Regions from separate parts of the Homo sapiens genome. Here region 2 is linked to region 1. Evidence: read pairs that join two places in POLR2A ChIA-PET (ENCODE). Cell type or tissue: PC-9. All regions are shown on one strand. Links, peaks and the distances in the headings refer to the core of each region. The heading gives the core; the rest is flanking DNA.

Region 1 (10,276 bases), core at 2,942-5,441:
GAGCGAGACTCCGTCTCAAAAAAAAAAAAAGTTAACTAGGCATGGTGCCATGTGCCTGTGGTCCCAGCTACTCTGGAGGCTGAGATGTGAGGACTGGTTGAACTGGGAAGTCGAGGCTGCAGTGACCCACCATCGTGCCACTGCACTGCAGCCTGGGCAATAGAGTGACACCCTGTTTCTTTTCTTTTCTTTTTTTTTTTTAGAGATGGGGTTTCGCCATGTTGGCCAGGCTAGTCTCAAACTCCTGACCTCAGGTGATCCATCCGGCTTCCCAAAGTGCTGGGATTACAGGGGTGAGCTCTATTGCCAGGCTAGAGTGCAGCGGTGTGATCGTGGCTCATGGCAGCCTTTATCTTCCTGGGCTCAAGTGATCCTCCTGCCTCAGCCTCCAAAAGCCCAGCCAAGTTTTTGATTTTTTTGTAGAAAAGAGGTCTCACATGTTGCCCAGACTGAAGTGCAGTGATGCCATCACAGCTCACTGCAGCCTCAAGCTACCCAGGCTCAGGTGATTCTCCTGCCTCAGCCTCCTCAGTAGCTGGAACCACAGGCACGCACCAACACGCCTGGCTAATTTTGGTATTTTTTGTAGAGATGGGGTTTCACCATGTTGTCCAGGCTAGTCTCAGACTCCTGGACTCAAGCAATCCTCCCGCCTCTGCCCCACAAAATGCTAGGATTACAGGCATGAGCCACCGCACCTGGCCGGGATTCTTAATTCGTACATTTGGCTGTCAGTGTAAACAATCCTGAGTCAGGCCTGATATTAACCAGGCAGGAGGGAGAGAAGCTTAGCAGGGATCTAGAGGTGAAACCACCTGCCCAGATTCCAGTTACTTGTCTGCCCCTAGAGCCAAGACTCATTGATTCCGCCTCGGATTTATTGTGCATTTACTACTGCCAGACTCTGCCCCAGGCAGATACAACAGTGAGCCAAACACACAGCAAGACCCGCCCTGGGGGACGCTCTCCTAAGCCAGGCATCTGCAGCTCTTAAAGCCCTGGGTACCCCTCTCTCCCTACCCTGTCCCCCAAAGCTCTCTCTGGCTTGCTTTCTCCCTGCAGCCTGCAGCACTCCCAGCACTCCGAGTGGCCGGATGCGGGGGCTTAACCTCAGTTGGAAACTGTCCAGAGGAGCCCAGCGCTGCCAGGTACCCTTTAAGACCCTGGAGATCTGCCTTAGACCTGGGGGCGGGGGGAGGGGGGCGAGGGAGGAGGGTGGGGGGGGCGGGTAACGGAGGGGGGAGGACGAGGGGGGCGGGGGGGTTCCCAGGAGCCCGGACCCCACCGCTGCTCTTTCCTCTTAACCCCACAGGCCCCGAGGGTTCTGTGCGCACCGACTGTAGGAAGCGGAATGTTGAAAGCCGCTTGGGGGGATTTGCCCCCTCTGGTAGATACCAGAACTATGGATATGCCTTTATATATTGGGGGGCGGGGGGGGGCGGGGGCGAGCCCGTGGAGCCGCCCAACTTCGCAGAGATTAAAGCTTGAGCCTGAGACTCAGCGAGTCGCACCTCGGTGCCTGTGTGCACGCGCAGGCCCCCGAGGGGGCGTCGGGGGAGCAAGGGGTGGGGTGGGGGCGCCCCTACCAGCCCCGCGGTGCACGACGGCTCCCATTGGCTGGGGCTCGGGCGTCCTAGCCAATCCGGCCGCGGGGTGCGTTTCTCCTGACCCGGGTGGGACCGCACCCCGCGGACTCAGAAGCGAGCGGCACCCCGGGACCATCCCACAGCAGATCCAGTGGCCGCCAACGTCAGGCTGGTGAGGGCACGACGGGTGGGGTTCAGGGGCGGGGGTCAGGATGGGGAGACGGGTCGGAGCGAGGGCGCCCCCTCGGCCCCACGGAGTCCCCGTCCCGTCCCGTCTCGCAGGAGTTGCCTCCTTCGTGGATGTTGGATGTGGAAGCCCAGGAGCCCCCCAAGGGGAAATGGTCGACGCCGCCCTTCGACCCGCGCTTCCCCAGCCAGAACCAGATCCGTAACTGCTACCAGAACTTCCTGGGTGAGACCTGCTCAGCCAGGTTATGGGAGGAGCAGGGTGTGACAAGGGACGGCAGGGAGGGGCACTCCCACCCTAAGTCCCGCGGAGACCGTTAGGGTGGGAGGCCGGGCGGGGCCGGGTTGGTGGGGGCGGGGCCTGGTCGAGAAAAGGCGGGGCTGAGCCTGGAGGGGCGGGGCGAGGTTGGTAGGGGCGAGGCCTGATCTGGAAGGTGCGGGGCCGAGTCGTGAAGGTGCGGGGCGAGGTAGGTAGGGGCAGGGTCTGGGTAGGAGGAGCAGTGTGAGGGAGGTAGGGGTCGGGGCCTGGCTGGGAGGGGCGGGACGGAGGCCTCCAGGGGAGAGGGAGGCGGGACGAAGCAGCGAAGAACTGGGAGGGCCCGAGCAGTGGAGGGGCGGGTCCTGTCCTGGAATGGGCGTGGCTTGCCGCGTGACCCCCGCCCGCCACAGACTACCACCGCTGCCTCAAGACCAGGACCCGCCGCGGGAAGAGCACGCAGCCCTGCGAGTACTATTTCCGCGTGTACCACTCGCTGTGCCCCATCAGCTGGGTGAGTCGGCAGAGGGGGCGCCGGGCCAGGCGTGTGCAGGGCTCGGCCGAGGCTGAGCCGGCGTCCCGCTCCCTGCCTTTCTGCTTCCCAGGTGGAGAGCTGGAACGAGCAGATCAAGAACGGGATTTTCGCCGGCAAAATCTGACTGCCCCAGCGCGGCTTCCTCTGAAGATGCAGTGATCCTGCATCTTTTTGTCTCGCGGAGCCCCGGGTCTCGGTTATCCACCCCTACCTCCCAGTGTCTAAGCCACGAATAATGGTATGCTGTTGCTGATGTTTCTTCTTAATGCCCAGCCAGCGATGCGTCGTGGTGGTGGTGGGGATCCTCCGTGTGCCTGTGTCCGGGCTAACGCTGCTTTTTCCGATAAGGGGCAGGTGGGGGACTGCTGCTCCATCAGGTAGCAGCAGGCAGTCAAGGCCCTAAGACAGGAAGCCGAATGCCTCCCGTCCCCCTTCTCCCTCTCCATTCCAGCAGGTAGATGCCTCGCGTTGACAGCTACGAGCCAGCCCAGGGTCCCCAGTTCTCAACACTGTCCCACCCAGATGGCTCCAAGGTGCTCCTGCCTCCAATCACCACACCTACCTCTCACCTCAGTCCTTTCCCTACTCCCCTCCTGCCTGGACCATCTCCCCAGGCTCCTTCCCCATCCCACCCCTGATCCATCCCATCTCGGGTCCTGAGGGGTCTTCTTTGTACCACCCAGCGCTGACTCCATCCCTTCCTCCCCCACTCTCTGGGCTCTCCACCACTCTCCATCACGACCCCGCTCCCACCTGGCTCATTTCCCCTCCCAGAACATCGAGATCCCCATCATGTGAGCCAGCTTATTTCCAACAGAATCCCCTGGTGTCCACGCTTTCGGCACCCGCACCCACAGCCAGGCGTAGCAGCCTGCTCAGTTCTCCAATGCATCAGGCTCACCCCGCACCCCCACCCCGCAGAGGCCGCTGTCAGTCTCTCCCACCGCACACATCGCCGCAATTTCTCCTGTGACCCCCGCCAGACTGCCAGCACCCAGAGGACGCTCAGAGCTCCCTCGGAATCATTCTTTACTCCTTCCCCATCCCGGCAGTAACACGGAACCGCATTCCGGTTCCAGACGCCCTTTGAAGTCTTGCCTCTCCCCAGGCCAAGGAGTGCCGCTTGACAAAGCCCTAGGGTTCCAGCCTGGTCCTGCTGAGGGAGCCGTGAGACCAGTCAGCCTGGGGTGCTGGTTTTCCCAACGGGTACTCCCTGAGCTATCAGCCTTCCAGAGGGGCTCCTAGGAGGGGGAAGCCCCATCCTCTGACTGAAGCGGTCCTATGAGGCCCTGTTCAACCCCAGGGTTCAAAGGTGACTACAACTAATCATGACAACTTGCAGGGTGACCCTAGACAAGCTTCTTGACCTGTGTGAGCCCGAGGTTCCCCAAGGCAAACCAAGATGGCTCAGGGCCCCATTATCAGAGGAGGTAGGGCTGGGTGAGCTCAGGGGGCTGACTCCATCCTGCTCCCTGCCCCATGATGACCTGTCCATCACCTGCCCTCCATGCTGCCCAGGACACACCCTAGATGAGCCATCCCCCAGGATGACGCCACCTCTGAGATCTTGGTCTCCTGGCTCCGTCTCTGACCACAACCCAAGAATGGGGTGAGGGCACAGGGTGTGGACTCAACTACAGGAGGGCTTCCTGTTCATGCAACGTCCCCAGAGCCTTGACGAATGCACAGAGGCGCTGGCAGAACCACGGGGGCAGGACCCCTCTCTGAGTCACAGAATGGAGCTAAGTTGGTGAGGTCACCCAGGTAACATCCCAAGCACAGGGTGCCACACCTGTGCAGCCACAGCAGCCTCCTGACCTCCCCAGAGCCGTGTCTAGAACCCATTTTTGCCCTGTTGGCCAGCCTTCCTCCTTCCTCCTCCTCCCATCATCCTATCTTCACTGCCTCCAGACCTCATCTCAGCACATTCTCACACTCCCGACCCCCTCTGCAGCCGCCACTGCCCCACTGATGCCTGAGCCAGGGGCAGGGGCAGACCTGCCCGGCCTGGCCTCCAGCCTGGTGGACCATCACCTGTGCAAACTCCGAACACCTCCTCCAGGTGCTCTGGCTGGCTTTCCCTGGTGTCCAGTAGCCGCCTCCTGAGACCCCTAATGCCAGCCTCACAGTCTCAGCAACCTCCCAGGTCAGAGAAAACCAAGGCCACTCTACTTATTCCTGCCCCCACCCAGAACACCTGCATCCTTGTTCGCTCAACATCCTCCTCCCGCCTTCTTTCTCTACTCCTTTTCCTCTTCTTTCTCCTCCTCCAGCCCCATCTCTTCAATCCTTCCATCATCCACTTTCCCCTCCCTCTGCGGTTCTTCCCTCAGAACCTGCTCCGTCCTCCCGGCCTCCAGACCACGGATCCTGAAGGCCACCTGCGCTGCCTCCCCTGCTCACTGTCCCCTGGCTCCTAGGGGCCGCAGCTTCGCCTCCTCTCTCTGGGTTTCCCCCTTTCCCATCCTGAAGGTGGCAGAGCCCGAATGGTTCTGAGAATGAGTTCAATCTAGGCCCTGAAGCTACTAACCATGTGGCCTGGGACAAGTTCCCTAGCCCCTCTGCGCTGTGGCCTTTTCATCTGAAATATGGTAACAATGACATAATAATGACACCTCACTTCCTAGGGTTGTGGGGAGGACGGCGATGTGAAAACATATAAAGCAGTTAGAACAGTGTCTGGCCCCCCTCTTCACAGTGTGTGGGGTCTCTAGCCATAGAGACAATCTGAGTCACTCGAATCAGCATGTCGGCCCAGTTCTGGTGCCCCATATTGTGCTGGACAGTGAGACTGATTGACCGGACAGACAGCCCAGGGATGACCCCATAAACCAGTCCTGGAGCTCTTGGAGGCATCTGGTTACTAGCTTGCAGCATAAAGGGCCAGAGTGCCCCCACAGGGAGACACGGGGTCAGGGTGGGGAGTCCTTGGCCAGGGCCCTGCCTGCCTGCCAAAGGCTGAGAGCAGTTCTAGTGCCACACACCCAGGTCAGTGCTGGTTGTATTTCCTGTTTCACTAAACTTCTTTCCACCTTCACCTACAGCCACCAGCCTTCGAGTTCCTTGTTTCCCTTGCTCTGGTCTCCACGTGTATGATGGGGTTCTCAGGCCCAGGCTTCGACCAGAGGACCCTCTGCCACCACCGTTTCTTCCTGTCCTTGAGCTACCTTGGTGAACTCATGACCCCAGGCCCCTGCTCCACCAGGATGTCCCCCAGGTCCTGCCAGCTGGGAAGTGCCAGCATGAACGCCTCCAACTTCGTGGAAGCCAGGGTCCCCTGCAGCTGAGGGACGCCAAGCAGACACACCTGCCCTCCCCAGCCAGCTCCTGTCTGTATGGGCGAGATGACTGAGAGCGCCCACGTCCCTAAGGCTGTCCTGACCCTCCATGCTGCGACAAGGACAGGGAATGGTCGGTCACTATGGGCCTGGTGTCTCCCCTCCCCCACCACCCGGTGCTGCCCAGCTCAAGCCAGAAGCTGACTTTGGCCGCCATGGGGACATCAGGCAAGGTCTGGAGACATTTTTGGTTGGGGCAGAGGCATGCTCCTGGCATCGAGTGGGTGGAGACCAGAGAAGCCGCTCAACATCCTGCAATGCATGGGACAGGCCCTGCCTAGAAACACCAGCTCAGCATGGCAGCAGTGCGGAGGCCAGGAAACCCTGATCGCCAGTTTCTAACGCCCTCACCATTTTTATTTTTATTTTTATTTTTTTTGAGACAGAGTTTCGCTCCTGTCACCCAGGCTGGAGTACAATGATGCGATCTCAGCTCACTGCAACCTCTGCCTCCCGGGTTCAAGTGATTCTCCTGCCTCAGCCTCCCGAGTAGCTGGGATTACAGGCATGCACCACCACGCCCAGCTTATTTTGTATTTTTAGTAGAGACGGGGTTTCTCCGTGTTGGTCAGGCTGGTCTCAAACTCCTGACCTCAGGCAATCTGCCCACCTCAGCCTCCCAAAGTGCTGGGATTACAGGCGTGAGCCACTGCACCCGGCTCACCACTAGTTTTTAGCCCTTTTTGTTGGGGGTGGGGTGGGGGCAGAGGAGAGGCGGATACAGAAACTTGTGAGAATGTGATGAACGCTCTGAACCCCCTATAAAAAATGTGCATGTAAATATATACTCTCAACATTTAAAAGATTTCAGAAGGTTCCTGGAAATTCCAATGTCCACCCATGAGTCCTCAGCTGAGACTCCCTGCTCCGCTGCCCTCTTTGTCTAAGAGCTGTGGCAACAGCACCTGAATTTCAGAAACAAAAGGCCGGGCGCGGTGGCTCACACCTGTCATCCTAGCACTTTGGGAGGCAGAGGCAGGAGGATCGCTTGAGCTCAGGAGTTCGAGACTAGCCTTAGCAACACAGTGAGACACAATTGCTACAAAAAGATTTTAAAATTAGTTTGACGGGGTGGCGTGTGCCTATGGTCCCAGCTACTCAGGAGGCTGAGGCAGGAGAATTGCTTCAATCCAGGAGGTGGAGGTTGCAGTGAGCCGAGATGGCGCCACTGCACTCCAGCCTGGGCCACAGACCCTGTCTCAAAAAAAAAAAAAAAAAAAAAAGGAAAGAAACGAACAGCATGGCTTCAGTTCACTCAGAGACAAATCCTTGGGGACTAGCAGTGGAGCCATCTCTCTGCTGTTTGATGGCCTGGAGCTCTCTCCGTCCTTATTTTTAACATGAGAAAGAAAACAAACAGGGCTTAGCAGGATTTGCATTATAAGAGGAATTTTCTCCCTGCAAAAGAAATAGAACAGGCCATATTATCCAACGTATCTAATGAGTTTTAAAGTAAACAAGGTTTGACCCGTTCTCAACTGCCCCCTTGTCCCCGCCTCCCAGGGCCACCGCTGAGGTGCTCATATGGGTCTCGCTGTGGCCACTGCTCCCCTGTTGCTCCCTCTCCACCAGGGCCAAGGAGAGCTTCCTGATACCTGCAGCCTGGCCTCGTCCACCTCCACAGTAAGCTTGTTCAAGGCTGGCAGATGCGGAGGCGCACATGGGGGGCCTGGAGCCAGCAGGTGACCTGTAGCTGCCCAAGTGAGACGGGCTCGGTGGCCCAGTGAGAAAAGTATCTGGGAGAAGCTGGAGGTACCTGGGATCAGGGATTGCTCACAGTCAGCCGCTGTTATTTCCTTTTGCAAAACGAGACAGCAGGCAGAGCTAAGACGCCCTGGCAAAATCCAGATCCTGGAGCGGACCTGAAGAAACAAGATTCATCTTCCTGGTCTCACACACGGCAAAGCCCAAGATGCCACAGCTGAGGAAGGTCCTGTCAGCGCCGCCTCCCCCAGGCTCGGCTCTGGTGTCCTGGGCAGCCCCCACACCCTCACTCAGCCAGGCCCCCAGCAGTCTCTCTCCGTTTGGAGTGAGATGTGGGAGGGGCATCTCATTGAGAAGCGCGAGAAGGGAGAAGGGCCCTCAAGTCCCCACGTGGCCTTGGCAAGTCACTCTGCTTGCTAAACGATGTTGACCTCGCCTGGAAAATGGGAGGACCCACTCCTAGGAGAGTATGGGTCTCAAGGCATTTTTACAAGCACAGCCTGAGTGGGGATGGGGCTCCAGCCTCAGTCCCCTAGTCCATCACGCTCCCAAATCCCTCTCCCGACAGCTCTCAGGGCTGAAGGCCTGTGTTGCCTCCTCCCCCTCTCATCAGCACAGCTGAGGGTCTCACCCTCCTCACATCCCTTCAAAACATAAGCCAAAACAAAAAACCGCCAAGGGTGCTGCTTATAACAAGGTTTTAATAAAATAAAAAGTTCAAGTGCTTCCAAGCCCCCAACATACCCCTTTCTGGTGTGGGGGAGGGGAGGGAGCTCCCCACCCCAATAGCACCAGGATAGCACCATGAGAAAGATGAGGTCACACCCGGCCTCCCTGAGACCCACGGGGGGTGGTGAGGGGAACATGCCTCCAGACACCCCCCAACCTTCCCCCCACCGCAGACAGCTGCAGAGCTGAGAGCGAACCCAGTCCCCTCGTGAGGGCAGTCTCTGGGGAGTGCCACCCCCTACATCAGTTCCACCTCCTCCTGAGGCCTGTACTTCTGGGGAGATGCCGTGGGGTGGCCCCTGCCCCTTATGGCTTTGCTCCCTGGGGAGGAAGGGGCTGAGGGGGGCGGATGGCTCCTGCAGTCCTGAGGCTGGGGCAGGGGTGGGGAGGGCAGCAAATGGCCGGGGCTCCCTGTGGGAGTGGGGGTGGCTCAGGGGTCAGCAGTCACAAAGGGTCAGGGCTCAGATCCCTGGGGGTGTCCAAACCAACCCCATTCCAGGGTCAGAGCTATGCTGGAGTCAAGGGTCAGCTCCCTCCCAGAGGTCCAAGGGCTCCTTCTGGAGGTCCTGGGTAGCAGCTAGGAGAGAGACCCTCTCTCCCTGCTGGGCCTCCCCGTCCGGCCTGTCACAGCTCTTCACCGCCGACATCCAGGTCGATGGAGCCGTGGCTGACCACCAGCCGTAGGCGCTTGGGTGGGGAGAAGGGGGCGAAGGCGAGGGCCTGCTTCGGGATCAGGATGGGGCCTGGGGTCCCAGCAGGGGCTGGGGTAGCTGGTGGGGCTGGGGCCAGGCGACGAAGGTCCACACGCACCACGTAAGGCAGCCCATAGCGCCGGGCCCAGTGCCAGTCCTGCTGAGGGGCCCAGCGGGCGTGGGGGGGCTGGCCCAGGGCCACCAGGGCCTCTCCTCGCAGGCGGCAGTGGGGGCCACAGCCTCCCCATCGGTGCAGGGAGACGCGGGCAGCGTGGTGGGTGGAGAGCACTGGGGCCCTCCGGGGCCGGGGGCGTCGGCGCTTCCGGGGCCGCACTCGGGGCTGGGGCTGAGGCAGCCACTGGAGCCAGAGGGGTGAGGTGTCTGGGCGGGCGCTGCAGGCTGGCAGGCGCAGGGGCTGGCAGGCGGCTGTGAAGGCCCAGGTGGCAGGGAGAGGAGGAACAAAGGAGAGGTGAAGTCAGTGCAAGCTGGGCCGGTCCTCCTCTGGACAAGGAGGCAGCCCTGCCCTGCGCTCCCCAGAGGAATGATGCGGCCGAACTGCTCAACAGCGAGGCCTGCCAGCGACTGAGGGTGGGAGGGAGGGTTCCAGGCTAGGCAGAGAGCTCAGAAGAAAGGAGACAGATGACCAGGAGCAGACAGGGGAGGGGCTGCTGGGATGGCAGGGAGGGGTGCTCACCGCAGAATGGGTCCCGGCGCAGCGGGGATGGGTGCACGCAGGCCCGAGGGCCCAGCAGGCCCTGTCGGCTGCCACTGTCCAGGCCTTGCTGCAGCCGCCGCTTGGTCTCACGCAGCTGGTACTTGTCCAGGGGCCGTGGTGGCAACGCGGGCTCCCTAGGCCTGGTTCGGAAAGCTCCTTCACCTTTCCTGGGAGACCGGGTGAAGGGGAGATGAGGCCGGGTGGAAGGGAGATGAGAGGCTGGGGTTGGACACACTCAGGGATGGGTCCCGAGGGTGCGTTTCTGGGCTCAAGAAGCCCAGACGACCCGAACCCAGCCGCCTCTCGCCCGGTCCCACCTCTCACAGGTGTGGCATTCACAGTGCTCATTCTTCTCGCCGAAGAAGCCCTCGCCGTAGAAGCATGTCACCTCGTCCCCAGGCTCAATGTCCCGGAGCACCTTCACGCAGGCTGCGTTCCCATCTGCAGGCACAAACTGAGGGCCAAGCCCACTCAGCGCCCTGGCCCAGGGCACAGGGGAGGGCTCACCCACTCCCCACACCTGGCCGGGCACCCT
Region 2 (12,149 bases), core at 523-3,022, 180 kb before region 1:
AGGTGGGCTGGGGGCCTGGACCCCTGGGCCTGGCGGAGGAGGGGCTGGGGGGCTGGGTCGGAGGGAGGTGGGTGGGCTGTGAAAGTGGGACCCCAGGCCTGTCAGGAGCTTGGGGACTGATCCCAAGTGCTCGGTCCCATGCAGGACCCAGGCGTCCCAGGCCCTCTGCACAGCCCGCCCTCCCAGCCCTGAGCCCAAGAGCACCTGTTTGTTCTCAGGAGACAGAGTCTACTCATCCACCCCCAGGGCCCAAGTCTGTTTGCTTTGGAAACAAGATGGGGGAGTCTCAGTTATCTGGTTCATCTTTCAACCTCAGGGTGGGCGGGTGGCGGCGGCGGCACGCGGGCAGGGACATCTGTGACCTGGGGCTTGAACTCACACCAGACTTGTCTCCCCACCTCTCACCAAGAGGGAGACTGAGTCACAATGAGAAGCGCGATGAGCCCCCAGCCCCTCCTCCCTCAGACCCAGGAGTCCAGACCCCCAGTCCCCTCCTCCCTTGGGCCTGGGACCTGAGCCTGGGCACCCCTCTCTGTTCTCGCAGAGATGCCCGGCAAACAGTCTGAGGAAGGGCCGGCGGAGGCAGGGGCTTCGGAGGACAGCGAGGAGGAGGGTCTGGGCGGCCTGACATTAGAGGAGCTCCAGCAGGGCCAGGAGGCTGCCCGCGCGCTGGAGGACATGATGACGCTGAGTGCTCAGACCCTGGTCCGAGCCGAGGTGGACGAGCTCTACGAGGAAGTGCGTCCCCTGGGCCAGGGTTGCTATGGCCGCGTCCTTCTGGTCACCCATCGTCAGAAAGGTACGAGGCTGTGGGGCCAGAGGTGGCAGGGTTCAGCTGGGGGCGGGGCACGGGCCTGGGGTAGCCCAGGCTGGGGAGGCTGGCAGGCCTGAATCAAGTCTTACCTCTGCCCTCCAAAGCTGTGTGTTTTTTGTTTTTTGTTCTTTTGGTTGGTTGGTTGTTTTTGAGACAGTCTGGCTCTGCCGCCCAGGCTGGAGTGCAGTGGCACAATCTCACTGCAACTTCCACCTCCCAGGTTCAAGTGTTCCTCCTGCCTCAGCCTCCCATGTAGCTAGGACTATAGGCATGCACTACCACACCCAGCTACATTTGTGTGTGTGTGTATTTTTCTTTCTTAGTAGAGATGAGGTTTCACTCTGTTGGCCAGGGTGGTCTCGTACTCCTGGCCTCCAGTGATCCGCCTGCCTCAGCCTCCCAATTGCTGGGATTACAGGCATGAGCCACGGTGCCCTGCCAAAAACTGTGTTTTGAGGAACTCCCTTGCCCTCTCTGAGTCTCAGCTTCCTCCTTTGGAAAATGTGGGTGATGATTTCTACTTGGAAGAATGGTGGATCCTCTGAGTGAATGTGGACTGCTCTAGTTGCTGGGGTTGTATAATGCTGGGTAAGACAGAGCTCCCAGCTCAGGAGCCTCCTGTGGCGGCTGTAGTGGTCACCGTGGGATGATGCAGAGTGATGCTGTCTGCTAAGCACTTAGCAAGGCCGGCACACAGTGGGTGCGCAGGACAGCTCCCCACTACCCTGGGCCTTTCTGCCAAGCACCGTGTCCTTCCATGAAACGGAAAATAGGGAGGCAACCTGAGGTCAGTCAGTTCAGGGCACGCCTTCTGAGGCCAGCCCTGTGCTGGGGGGGTTGGGCGGGCAGTGGACCCAGAATTGAACCAGAGCCAGTCCCTGCCTTCAAAAATCTCCTAGCATGAATGCAGAAAAAGTGTGCATTCATCTGCTGGGGCTGCCATAACAAAGGCAGGCGCTTCCACAACAGAACTTTTGACTTTTTTCTTTCTTTTTTTTTTTTGAAATGGAGTCTCGCTCTGTTGCCCAGGCTGGAGTGCAGTAGCACAATCTCAGCTCACTGCAACCTCCGCTTTCCAAGTTCAAGTGATTCTTGTGCCTCAGCCCCCCGAGTAGCTGGGATTACAGGTGCATGCCACCATGCCCAGCTCATTTTTGTATTTTTAGTAGAGATGGGGTTTCACCATGTTAGCCAGGCTAGTCTTGAACTCCTTATTTCAAGTGATCCTCCTGCCTCAGCCTCCCAAAATGCTGGGATTACAGGTGTGAGCCACTGTGCCTGGCCTTTTTTCTTTTCTTTTTTTTTCTTTTTTTTTTTTTTTTGAGACAGGGTCTCGCTGTTGTCCAGGCTGGAGTGCAGTGGCACAATCATAGCTCACTGCAGCTTTGACCTCCTGGGCTCAAGGGATCCTCCCACCTCAGCTCTGCAAGTAGCTGAGACTACAGGCGCATGCCACCATGCCCGGCTAATTTTTAAATGTTTTTTTTAAGATGGGGTCTCACTGTGTTGCCCAGGCTGGTCTCAAACTGGCCTCAAGTGGTCCTCCTGCCTCAGCCTCCCAAAGTGCTGGGATTACAGGTGTGCGCCACCGTGCCTGGCCAACAACAGAGCTCTGTTTCCTCACAGCTTTGGAGGCTGGAAGCCCGAGATCAAGATGTCAGCAGGGTTGGTTCTCCTGAGGCCTCTCTCCTTGGCTTGCATTTGGCCGTCTTCTCCCTGTGTCCTCACATGGTCGTCCCTCTGTGTGTGTCTGTGTCCTGATCTCCTCTTCTTATAAGGACACCAGTCACATTGGATGAGGGCCTGCCCACTCTAGTGACCTCATTTTACCTCTTTAAAGACCCCATCTCCAAATACAGCCACATTCAGCACTGGGGGGGTTAGGACTCCCACATACGAGTTTTGGGGATACACAATTCAGTAATAACACAGAGGGCAATAACACAGCCACACAACAGCACACCTCAGGAAGAGCCACGGATGCAGAGATCCAGCCCTGGGTGCTCACAAAGCCGGAGGCATGAGCAGTAACAGGCGGGGGCATTGCCAATGAGGCCCCTCCATGGCCATTTCACTGAACCTGTATCTGGAGGCCTCCAGCACACCTGCCCCTGGGCTGCATGATGCTGGGGCCCTGAACATGTCACTGTCGTTAAGAAGCTCAGGGCACCGTGGGGAGCATAGATGGGCAGGGATCGCCAACACCGGGTGGCGTGGCCGTGGCGGCAGTGATCAGGAGCGCTGTGAACACGCAGAAGAGACCCCACTGCATCTGGCTGCAGAGTGGGCGGGGATGGCTGGTGTTTTTGATAAGGAAGGAACTTTTTCTTTTTTTTTTTTTTTTTTTTTTTTTTTTTTTTTTTTTTTGAGACGGAGTCTCGCTCTGTCGCCCAGGCCGGACTGTGGACTGCAGTGGCGCAATCTCAGCTCACTGCAAGCTCCGCCTCCCGGGTTCACGCCATTCTCCTGCCTCAGCCTCCCGAATAGCTGGGACTACAGGCAAGGCATGCACCACCACACCTGGCTGATTTTTGTATTTTTACTAGAGATGGGATTTCACCATTTTGGCCACGCTGGTCTTGAACTCCTGACCTCAAGTGATCCACCCACCTGGGCCTCCCAAAGTGCTGGGATTACAGGTGTGAGCCACTGCACTCGGCCTTTCTTTTCTTTTCCTTTTTTTTCTTTTTTGAAGATGGAGTCTTGCTCTGTCACCCAGGCTGCAGTGAGTGGAGTGGTACAATCTTGGCTCACTACAACCTCCGCCTCCTGGGTTCAAGCAATTCTCCTGCCTCAGCCTTCCGAGTAGCTGGGATTACAGGCATGTGCAACCACACCGGCTAATTTTTGTATTTTTTAGTAGAGATGGGGTTTCGCCATGTTTGCCAGGCTGATCTCGAACTCCTGACCTCAAGTGATCCGCCCACCTTGGCTTCCCAAAGTGCTGGGATTATAGGCATCAGCCACTGCGCTGGGCCAATAAGGAGGGAATTTATCCCAGTTACACACGGCCTTGTGAGGGGGAAGGTTGCACCCTGGCAGCTGATGGCTCAGAAATCAAAGAAACCAAGCCGGGCATGGTGGCTCACACCTGTAATCCCAGCACTTTGGGAGGCCAAGGCAGGAGGATTGCTTAGAGCCTAGGAGTTTGAGACCAGCCTGGGCAACATAGCGAGACCGTCTCTACAAATTTTTTTTAAAAAACTTAGCCAGTTAGCAGGAATTTCTGGTGTCAGGGAAAAAAATCAGCTTGGTGTGCAATTAGCCCAGTGGCGGTGCACAACTGTAGTCCCAGCTACTCAGGGAGCTTGGGCAGGAGAATCGCTTGAGCCCGGGAGGCGGAGGTTGCAGTGAGCCATGATTGTGCTGCTGCACTCCAGCCTGGACGACAGAGAAAGACCCTGTCTTAAAAAAAAAAAAAAAAAGGGCGGGTGTAGTGGCTCACACCTGTAATCCCAATGCTTCAGGAGGCTGAGGTGGGTCATCACCTGAGGCCAGGAGTTCAAGACTAGCCTGACCAACATGGTGAAACCCCATCTCTACTAAAAATACAAAAATTAGCTAGGTATGGTGGCAGGTGCCCGTAATCCCAGCTACTCGGGAGGCTGAGGCAGGAGAATCGCTTGAACCCAGGAGGCAGAGGTTGCAGTGAGCCGAGATGACGCCACTGCACTCCAGTCTGGACAACAAGCGTGAAACTGCATCTCAAAAAAAAAAAAAAAAAAAAAAAAGGAAGACATCAGAAGTTCCTTCGGGGAGTTTAGCTTCTAGGAAGTCGTTTCCACACGTGACAAAATCCACAATTCCTAATTGGCTTTCTTACCCAGTGTGGGTTACCTTTTCCCCAGGTGTCTCAAAAATACCTTTTTGCCTCAAACACGAGTTTGCTGTCATGAGAAGCCAAACGAGGTCATTGGAGAAATTTCATGGTATCCCTCCATCTCCATGGCTATAGACTTGTAAGAAAGCAAGGTAGAAATTCACCACGTACTGTTATTATTTTATTTAATTTTTTACAGATGCCACCATGCCCAGCTAATTATTTTTTTAATTTTTTTTTCACTCTGTCCCCCAGGCTGGAGTGCAGTGGCGCAATCTCGGCTCACTGCAACCTCTGCCTCCTGGGTTCAAGCAATTCTCCTGCCTCAGCCGGCCAAGTAGCTGGGATTACACGCATGCGCCACCACACCCAACTAGATTTTTATGTTTTTAGTAGAGAAGAGGTTTCACCATATTGACCAGGCTGGTCTTGAACTCCTGACATCAAGCAATCCACCCGCCTCGGTCTCCCAAAGTACTGGGATTACAGGCGTGAGCCACAGTGCCCGGCCTTTTTAAAACTTTTTTTAGAGGTAGGGTCTCACTGTGTTGTCCGAGCTGGTCTCAAACTCCTGGCCTCAACGGATCCTCCCACCTCGGTCTCTGAAAGCGCTGGGATCGCAGGCCTGAGCCCCCAGCTGGTCCCCAGCGTGCTATAACTATTGGTACCGCTGGTGATGCTTGGGTGGCCATGCTGTTAGGATGGGCTCAGGAGGGAGGTGGGAGTTGGAGGAGGTGGAGATGGTCTATGGGAAAGAGTCCAAGCTGAGGGGCCATTGAGGGGACCACAGGGGAACAGAGCAGCTGGCCCAGGTGGCCCTTGGCTGCTGCACGCCTCCCATACCTGTCCCTGCTGCCCCAGGCACACCCCTGGCACTGAAGCAGCTCCCGAAACCCCGCACGTCCCTCCGTGGCTTCCTGTACGAGTTCTGTGTGGGGCTCTCGCTGGGCGCGCACTCAGCCATCGTGACGGCCTACGGCATTGGCATCGAGTCGGCACACTCCTACAGCTTCCTGACGGAGCCCGTCCTGCACGGGGACCTCATGGCCTTCATCCAGCCCAAGGTGCGTAGGCAGACCCCAGGCCGCCTCCGAGTGCCTCACCGGCCTCCCAGGAACGTCCTGAGCAGCCTGGGCCGCAGGAGCCACAGCCACTGCGTTGGGCCTCCCTGGGCCTCCCCTACCCCCCGGAGGCCCCTCGTGGGGCCCACAGGACTCGTGGAGTTGTTAGGCCTCTTTGGAGTTCATAGACATCACAGAACTCACACGATACACCATGGAGACTCACCAGGCAGCCCCAGGTCACACTGGACCCCAATCAAGTCACAGGCCCTACAGGGTCACCCGAGGCCCCGCTTAACCTACAGGTCCTACAGGGTCACCCCAGACCCCACTAAACCCACAGGCCTCACAGGTCACACTAGGCCACACTAAACCCACAGGCCTCACGGGTCACACTAAGCCACACTAAACCCACAGGCCTCACAGGTCACACTAGGCCCCACTAAACCCACAGGCCTCACAGGTCACACTAGGCCTCACGGGGTCACCCTAGGCCACACTAAACCCACAGGCCTCACGGGTCACACTAGGCCACACTAAACCCACAGGCCTCACGGGTCACACTAAGCCACACTAAACCCACAGGCCTCACAGGTCACACTAGGCCCCACTAAACCCACAGGCCTCACAGGTCACACTAGGCCTCACGGGGTCACCCTAGGCCACACTAAACCCGCAGGCCTCACAGGTCACACTAGGCCTCACAGGGCCAACTATTCACCGTCTTCCTTACCGGCCTCCTTGGCGTCCTGGGCCTGCTTCCTGGGTCTCGGTTGCCTTCCGTGGCCCCGGGGCACTGGGCCCTGACCCCTCTCCCCGCAGGTGGGCCTCCCGCAGCCCGCGGTGCACCGCTGCGCCGCCCAGCTGGCCTCCGCCCTGGAGTACATCCACGCCCGCGGCCTGGTGTACCGGGACCTGAAGCCGGAGAACGTCCTGGTGTGCGACCCGGCCTGCCGGCGCTTCAAGCTGACCGACTTCGGCCACACGAGGCCTCGCGGGACGCTGCTGCGCCTGGCCGGGCCGCCCATCCCCTACACGGCCCCCGAGCTCTGCGCGCCCCCGCCGCTCCCCGAGGGCCTGCCCATTCAGCCCGCCCTGGACGCCTGGGCGCTGGGCGTCCTGCTCTTCTGCCTCCTCACGGGCTACTTCCCCTGGGACCGGCCCCTGGCCGAGGCCGACCCCTTCTACGAGGACTTCCTCATCTGGCAGGCGTCGGGCCAGCCCCGGGACCGCCCTCAGCCCTGGTTCGGCCTGGCCGCCGCGGCCGACGCGCTTCTGCGGGGGCTGCTGGACCCTCACCCCCGAAGGAGGAGCGCTGTGATCGCCATCAGGGAGCACCTGGGGCGCCCCTGGAGGCAGCGGGAGGGCGAGGCGGAGGCAGTGGGAGCGGTGGAAGAGGAGGCTGGGCAGTGAGGAGGCCCCGGGGGATGCAGAAAGGGAAGCCGCCCCACCCGAGGCCCCCAAGGCCAACGGCTTTTGGTGTCTCCTCGGTGTGTTTTCATCCATGGGGCTTGGGATTCCCCTCGGCGTCCTCCTCCTCTCTCCTCTCTGCAGGCTGCATTCCTCCCTTGGTCCATGAGGGCCTCAGACCTCTGCATGTCCCTCCATACCTGCCGCCACCTTCCCCAGGGTCTCAGACCTCCGCGTGGCTCTCGGTACCTGCCGCCACCTTCCCCAGGGCCTCTGCACTTGCTGTTTGCTCAGGGCACTTTAGGCTCATCCCCTCACCCCTCGCATTTTTATTTTTTTTGAGACAGGGTCTCGCTCTGTCTCCCAGGCTGGAGTGCAGTGGTGCTATCTCTGCTCACTGCAGTCTCAAAATCCACAGCTCAAGCAATCTTCCTGCCTCAGCCTCCTGAGTAGCTGGGACTACAGGCATGCGCCACCACGCTAGGCTAATTTTTAACTTTTTTTAGAGATGGAGGGGTCTTGCTATGTTGCCCAGGTGGGTGTCAACTCCTGGCCTCAAACAATCCTCCTGCCTCAGCCTCCTGAGTAGCTGGGACTACAGGCATGCGCCACCACGCTAGGCTAATTTTTAACTTTTTAAAAAGATGGTTGGGGGCGGGTCTTGCTGTGTTGCTCAGGCTAGTCTCAAATTCCTGGCCTGGAGCGAGTCTCCCACCTCGGCCTCCCGCAGTGCTGGGATTACAGCTGCGCGTTGTAAATGCTTACTGTCTGCCTCCTCATCCCCCCACTCTGCTGTTGCTCTAGGACGTGTATCCTCTTCTAACTGCATGGCTTATTTTTTGTGGTTATTTTGTGAGCTCCTGGAGTCGGGGGTCTTTGCCGCCTTCCGTCTGCTGACAGACCCCATGTACTCAGCGATGGCCTGCAGCAGGGATCAGGAAATGTCTGTTAAATAAATTAGCCTGTCTGGTGTGGCGCAGCCTCCCCTCCGTCCCTGTCCTCCCGCCGTCCTCTCTCCTTCTCTCCGGCCGGGTCTCCCTCCCACCTGGCACCACCCTCTCTGTGATGTGTTTTGCCTTCTCTCGCCCCAGCCACTCTGCAAATAAACTCCATCTGGCGCTCAGATCCCAGTGCTGCTGCGAGTCTGTCTGCTCGGGAACGAGAAGGGGAGTGTGCATCAGAGGACGTGTGGAGGAGGGAGGGGGGTGCAGAGGTAGAGAGACAGAGACACAGAGAAACAGCAGGGAGAGATGGAGAGAGACAGAGACACACACACAGAGAAACAGAGACGGGGGAGAGAAAAAGAAGGAGAGATGCAGATAGAAAAACAGACACACAAAAAGAAACAGGTGGAGGAAGAGAGAGAGAGAAACAGACACAGACACATACAGAGATAGAAAGAGAAACAGACAGAGACAGAGAGAGAAACAGAGATGGAGAGAGACAAACACAGGAAGAGAGACACAGACAGAAAAGAGACAGAGAGGAAGGGAGAGAGAGAGACGGAGGGGCGAGGATGAGCTGCCTGAGCTCATGGTGCTGCCTGAGCCTCCCTGCTGTCCTGCAGGGGGTCCTGATGGCAGAGCTGTGGGCAGGAGGGAGTGAGCCACCTGCTTCTAAGAATCCCTCTCCTTTACCAAACCAAAGTTTGTGTGCTAACAATGGAATGAAAGATATGGTTCTCAAAGCTTCCATCAAGGAACTCTATATGCATGTGTGCATGAGTGTGTGTGAGTGTGCATGTGTGTGAGTGTATGCGTGTGCATATGAGTGTGAGAGTGCACATCTGTGCAAGTGTGAATGTCGTGAGCATGAGTGTGTGCCAGTGAGTGTGCACGTGTCTGAGTGTGAGTGTGCGTGCATGCGAGTGTGCACATTGTGCGAGTGTGTGCGCGTGTGTGCAATTGTGAGTGTGTGCATGTGTGTGCAAATGTGTGCAAGTCAGTAATGTGTGAGCATGAGTATGTGTGCCAGTGTGCGTGTGTCCATGAGTGTGAGTGTGCATGTGTCCATGAGTATGCGTATGTGTGCCAGTGTGCATGTGTGTCCATGAGTGTGAGTGTGCATGTGTCCATGAGTATGCGTATGTGTGCCAGTGTGCATGTGTGTCCATGAGTGTGAGTGTGCATGTGTGTCCATGAGTATGTGTGTGTGCGTGAGTGTGCACATGTGTGTGAATGTGTGTGAATGTGTGTGTGCAAGTGTGCACATATGTGCAAGTGTGAATGTCCTGTGTGCATGAGTGTGTGTGCGATTGAGTGTATACATATGCATATGTGAGTACAAGTGTGCACATGTGTGCAAGTGTGAATGTCATACGTGAGCATGTGCCAGTGTTCATCTGTGTCCACGAGTATGTGTGTGCATGTGTGTGCAAGTGTGAACGAGTGTGCACATGTGTGCACATGTAAATTCGTGGGTGAGCATGAGTGTGTACGCCAGTGACTGTGCGTGTGTGTCCATGACTTGCGTGTGTGTGCACATGTGTGCAAGTATGAATGTGTGTGCGTGCGTGTGAGTACAAGTGTGCACATATGTGCAAGTGTGACTGTCCTGTGCATGAGTGTGTGTGAGTGTGTGCGTGTGTGTGCGATTGAGTATGCATATGCATAAGTGAGTACAAGTGTGCACATGTGTGCAAGTGTGTGTCATGTGTGAGCATGAGTATGTGTGCCAGTGAGTATTCATGTGTCCACGAGTATGTGTGTGTGCATGTGTGCAAGTGTGAATGTGTGTGCATGTATGAGTGTGCACATGTGTGCACATGTAAATTCGTGGGTGAGCATGAGTGTGTACGCCAGTGAGTGTACATGTGTAAGCATAAGTGTGTGTGCACGTGTGTGCAAGTGTGAATGTCATGTGTGAGCATGAGTATGTGTACGCCAGTGTGAGTGTGCATGTGTGAGCATGTGTGTGCACGTGTGTGAATGCATATGCATGGAAAGGAGGGAGGATGGCGTTGTGTGTCTCACTGCACGTGGATGATAATACAGCTTTGTGCCTGCTGTGTCTGCATGAGCATCTGAGCTTGTGTGTGCTGACGTACTTGTGTGTATGGGGAGTGAATGTGACTTGCTATGTGTGGACATCGGATCCGTGTGTGTGCGCGCATATGCCTGTCAATGTGTAGCCAGGGTGGGAAGGTCACGCAGGCGCCGCGGGCGGGCGCCGCCTGGGCCTTCTCTCCTTCGCACCTTCCTCCTCTCTCCCCCGCCCCTGCTTGGCAGCTGCCCTGTTTGCAAACACTGTCTCTTCCTCTCCGCGCCCTCCTTGGCCTCAGGCCCAGAGCAAGGCTACAACTCGGAGCTGGATCGTGTGTCACGCACTCCCTGGCCCCTGCATACCCCGCAGGGCGCCTGCTGTGGCCACCGAGGTGTTGCCTGGAGCGGGGCTGACAGCAGGTGTGCTCCTGTGGAGTGACCCCAAGGAGCCTTCGAATCCAGGTTCAAGCCATAGAGTTGGGGCCTCTGACCTGGACAATCCGGGTGAGCTTCCTGGAGTAGGGATCATTGGGGAGAAGAGGGGAGTCAACAACGCGGGGGGTGGGGGGTGGGGGTGGAATATATCAAGACTTCCTGCCCCTTTATCTGTGAATCTGAAATAGCCTGAGCTGTTAGGCCAAGAATGTGTCCCAAAAAGCTGGAGGTGGCTGGGATGCGGCATGCTGGGTGGGAGTGGAGACTGGGCAGGGGGCAGGGGGGCACGAGGTGTTGATTGCTGGCGGCAGCTGAGGATTATCTGAAAGGTGATAATGACCAGCCTGTCATGGGTGAAGCACAGGGGAGGACATAAACTTCCCAGGAATGGCCTGACCCCGGCAGGCAGGCAGGCAGGGACGACACTAATTAAGTAATGCTTAGTGCTGGCCGGAGGCTGAACCCCAACCAGGGATCTCAGAGGCCACGTCTGCTCCCCGACCTGTCCCCAAGATGGTGGCGGGGGTCCCTGGGCTCTGCCCATCTCACGCACGGGGCAGCCAGGTTCCCGCCGTGCCCACACACCGGGCCGGGGGGCAAAGCCTGGAGTCGAACCCAGCTGGGCTCCAGCACATGGTCCCTGCTGTTAACCTGCAGGGATGTCCTGCCGTGCTCAGCGGGAGGAGGGGCTTGGGGGCACGGGGGTGTGGGTGAGTGGGCGGGTGGGGGTGAGGGTGTGTGTGCGGGTGATTGTGAGTGTGCATGAGGGAGTAAGCTTGTGAGCGTGAGCGAGCTGTATGTGTGGGGGTGAACATAAACGTTTGATTGAGTACAGGTGTAGATGTGAGTGTAAGGATGAGTGTGAGATTATGAGACTATGTGTGAGAGATCAAGACACTGTATGAGAAAGCATGCACGTGTGTGAAAGAATATAAAAGCATGGGCGGGCGCGGTGGCTCATGCCTTGAATCCCAGCACTTTGGGAGGCTGAGGTGGGACGATCACTTGAGGCCAGGAGTTTGAGACTAGCCTGGGCAACTAGTTTATTGAGAGTTTGTATTATCTTTTTTGCTTCTTTCTTTCTTTCTTGTTTTGTTTTGTTTTTGTTTTTTGTTTGTTTGAGACAGAGTTTTGTTTTCGTCACCCCGGCTGGAGTGCAGTGGCACGATCTCGGCTCACTTCAACCTCCGCCTCCTGGGTTCAAGTGATTCTCCTGCCTCAGCCTCCAGAGTAACTGGGACTACAGGCACCCGCTACCACGCCTGGCTAATTTTTGCATTTTTAGTAGAGACAGGGTTTCACCATGTTGGCCAGGCTGGTCTCAAACTCCTGACGTCAAGTGATCCTCCTTCCTTGGCCTCCCAAAGTGCTGGTATTACAGGTGTGAGCCACCGTACCTGGCCTTAGTAATTTTGCTTTCAAGTATCATTATTTAAGAAATACATTTTGTAAGGCTATAGCTGTCATATATAGTGATTCCTCTGATGGATCTGGACAAAGTCAATTGAAAACCTCCTGGAAAGGATTCACCATTCTAGATGTCATTAAGAACATTCGTGACTCAGAGAAGGAAGTCAAAATGTCAACATTAACAGGAGTTAGGAAGAAGTTGATTTCAACCCTTATGG

What was found. ChIA-PET counts read pairs that join two places held together with the same protein. Peaks named below come from ENCODE experiments on the same cell type or tissue, not always from the same donor. Only the 100,000 strongest peaks of a DNase experiment are listed, where the experiment ranks them.
Region 2: POLR2A ChIA-PET joins it to region 1 with 19 read pairs; 3 of 35 experiments call an interaction of 5 or more read pairs at or near these places.

The regions. Positions count from the first base shown.
Region 1 is chr19:55,346,132-55,356,407 of GRCh38, reverse strand. COX6B2 (cytochrome c oxidase subunit 6B2) reads left to right here and starts at 1,689. Exons shown (of 5, transcript NM_144613.5): 1 at 1,689-1,758; 2 at 1,869-1,998; 3 at 2,442-2,542; 4 at 2,634-2,801; 5 at 5,608-6,704. The coding sequence starts at 1,887. The coding sequence ends at 2,687. It overlaps KMT5C (lysine methyltransferase 5C), which reads right to left. Exons shown (of 9, transcript NM_032701.4): 7 at 10,059-10,195; 8 at 9,721-9,908; 9 at 8,287-9,452. The coding sequence ends at 8,959. GARIN5B (golgi associated RAB2 interactor family member 5B) reads left to right here. Exons shown (of 11, transcript NM_001145402.2): 10 at 1,063-1,148; 11 at 1,313-1,500. The coding sequence ends at 1,108. RefSeq lists silencers at 2,105-2,154, 2,265-2,374 and an enhancer at 9,077-9,771. In PC-9, for the core only: no CTCF peak of the experiment used is centred there; a DNase peak (open chromatin) is centred at 4,147; H3K4me3 peaks cover 436 bases; H3K27ac peaks cover 1,130 bases.
Region 2 is chr19:55,524,692-55,536,840 of GRCh38, reverse strand. It overlaps SBK2 (SH3 domain binding kinase family member 2), which reads left to right. Exons shown (of 4, transcript NM_001370096.2): 2 at 545-799; 3 at 5,496-5,698; 4 at 6,518-8,230. The coding sequence starts at 547. The coding sequence ends at 7,108. Among named protein-coding and RNA genes, the nearest start is that of SBK2, 6.4 kb to the left of the region's middle. RefSeq lists enhancers at 5,135-5,635, 9,810-10,684. In PC-9, for the core only: no CTCF peak of the experiment used is centred there; no DNase peak of the experiment used is centred there.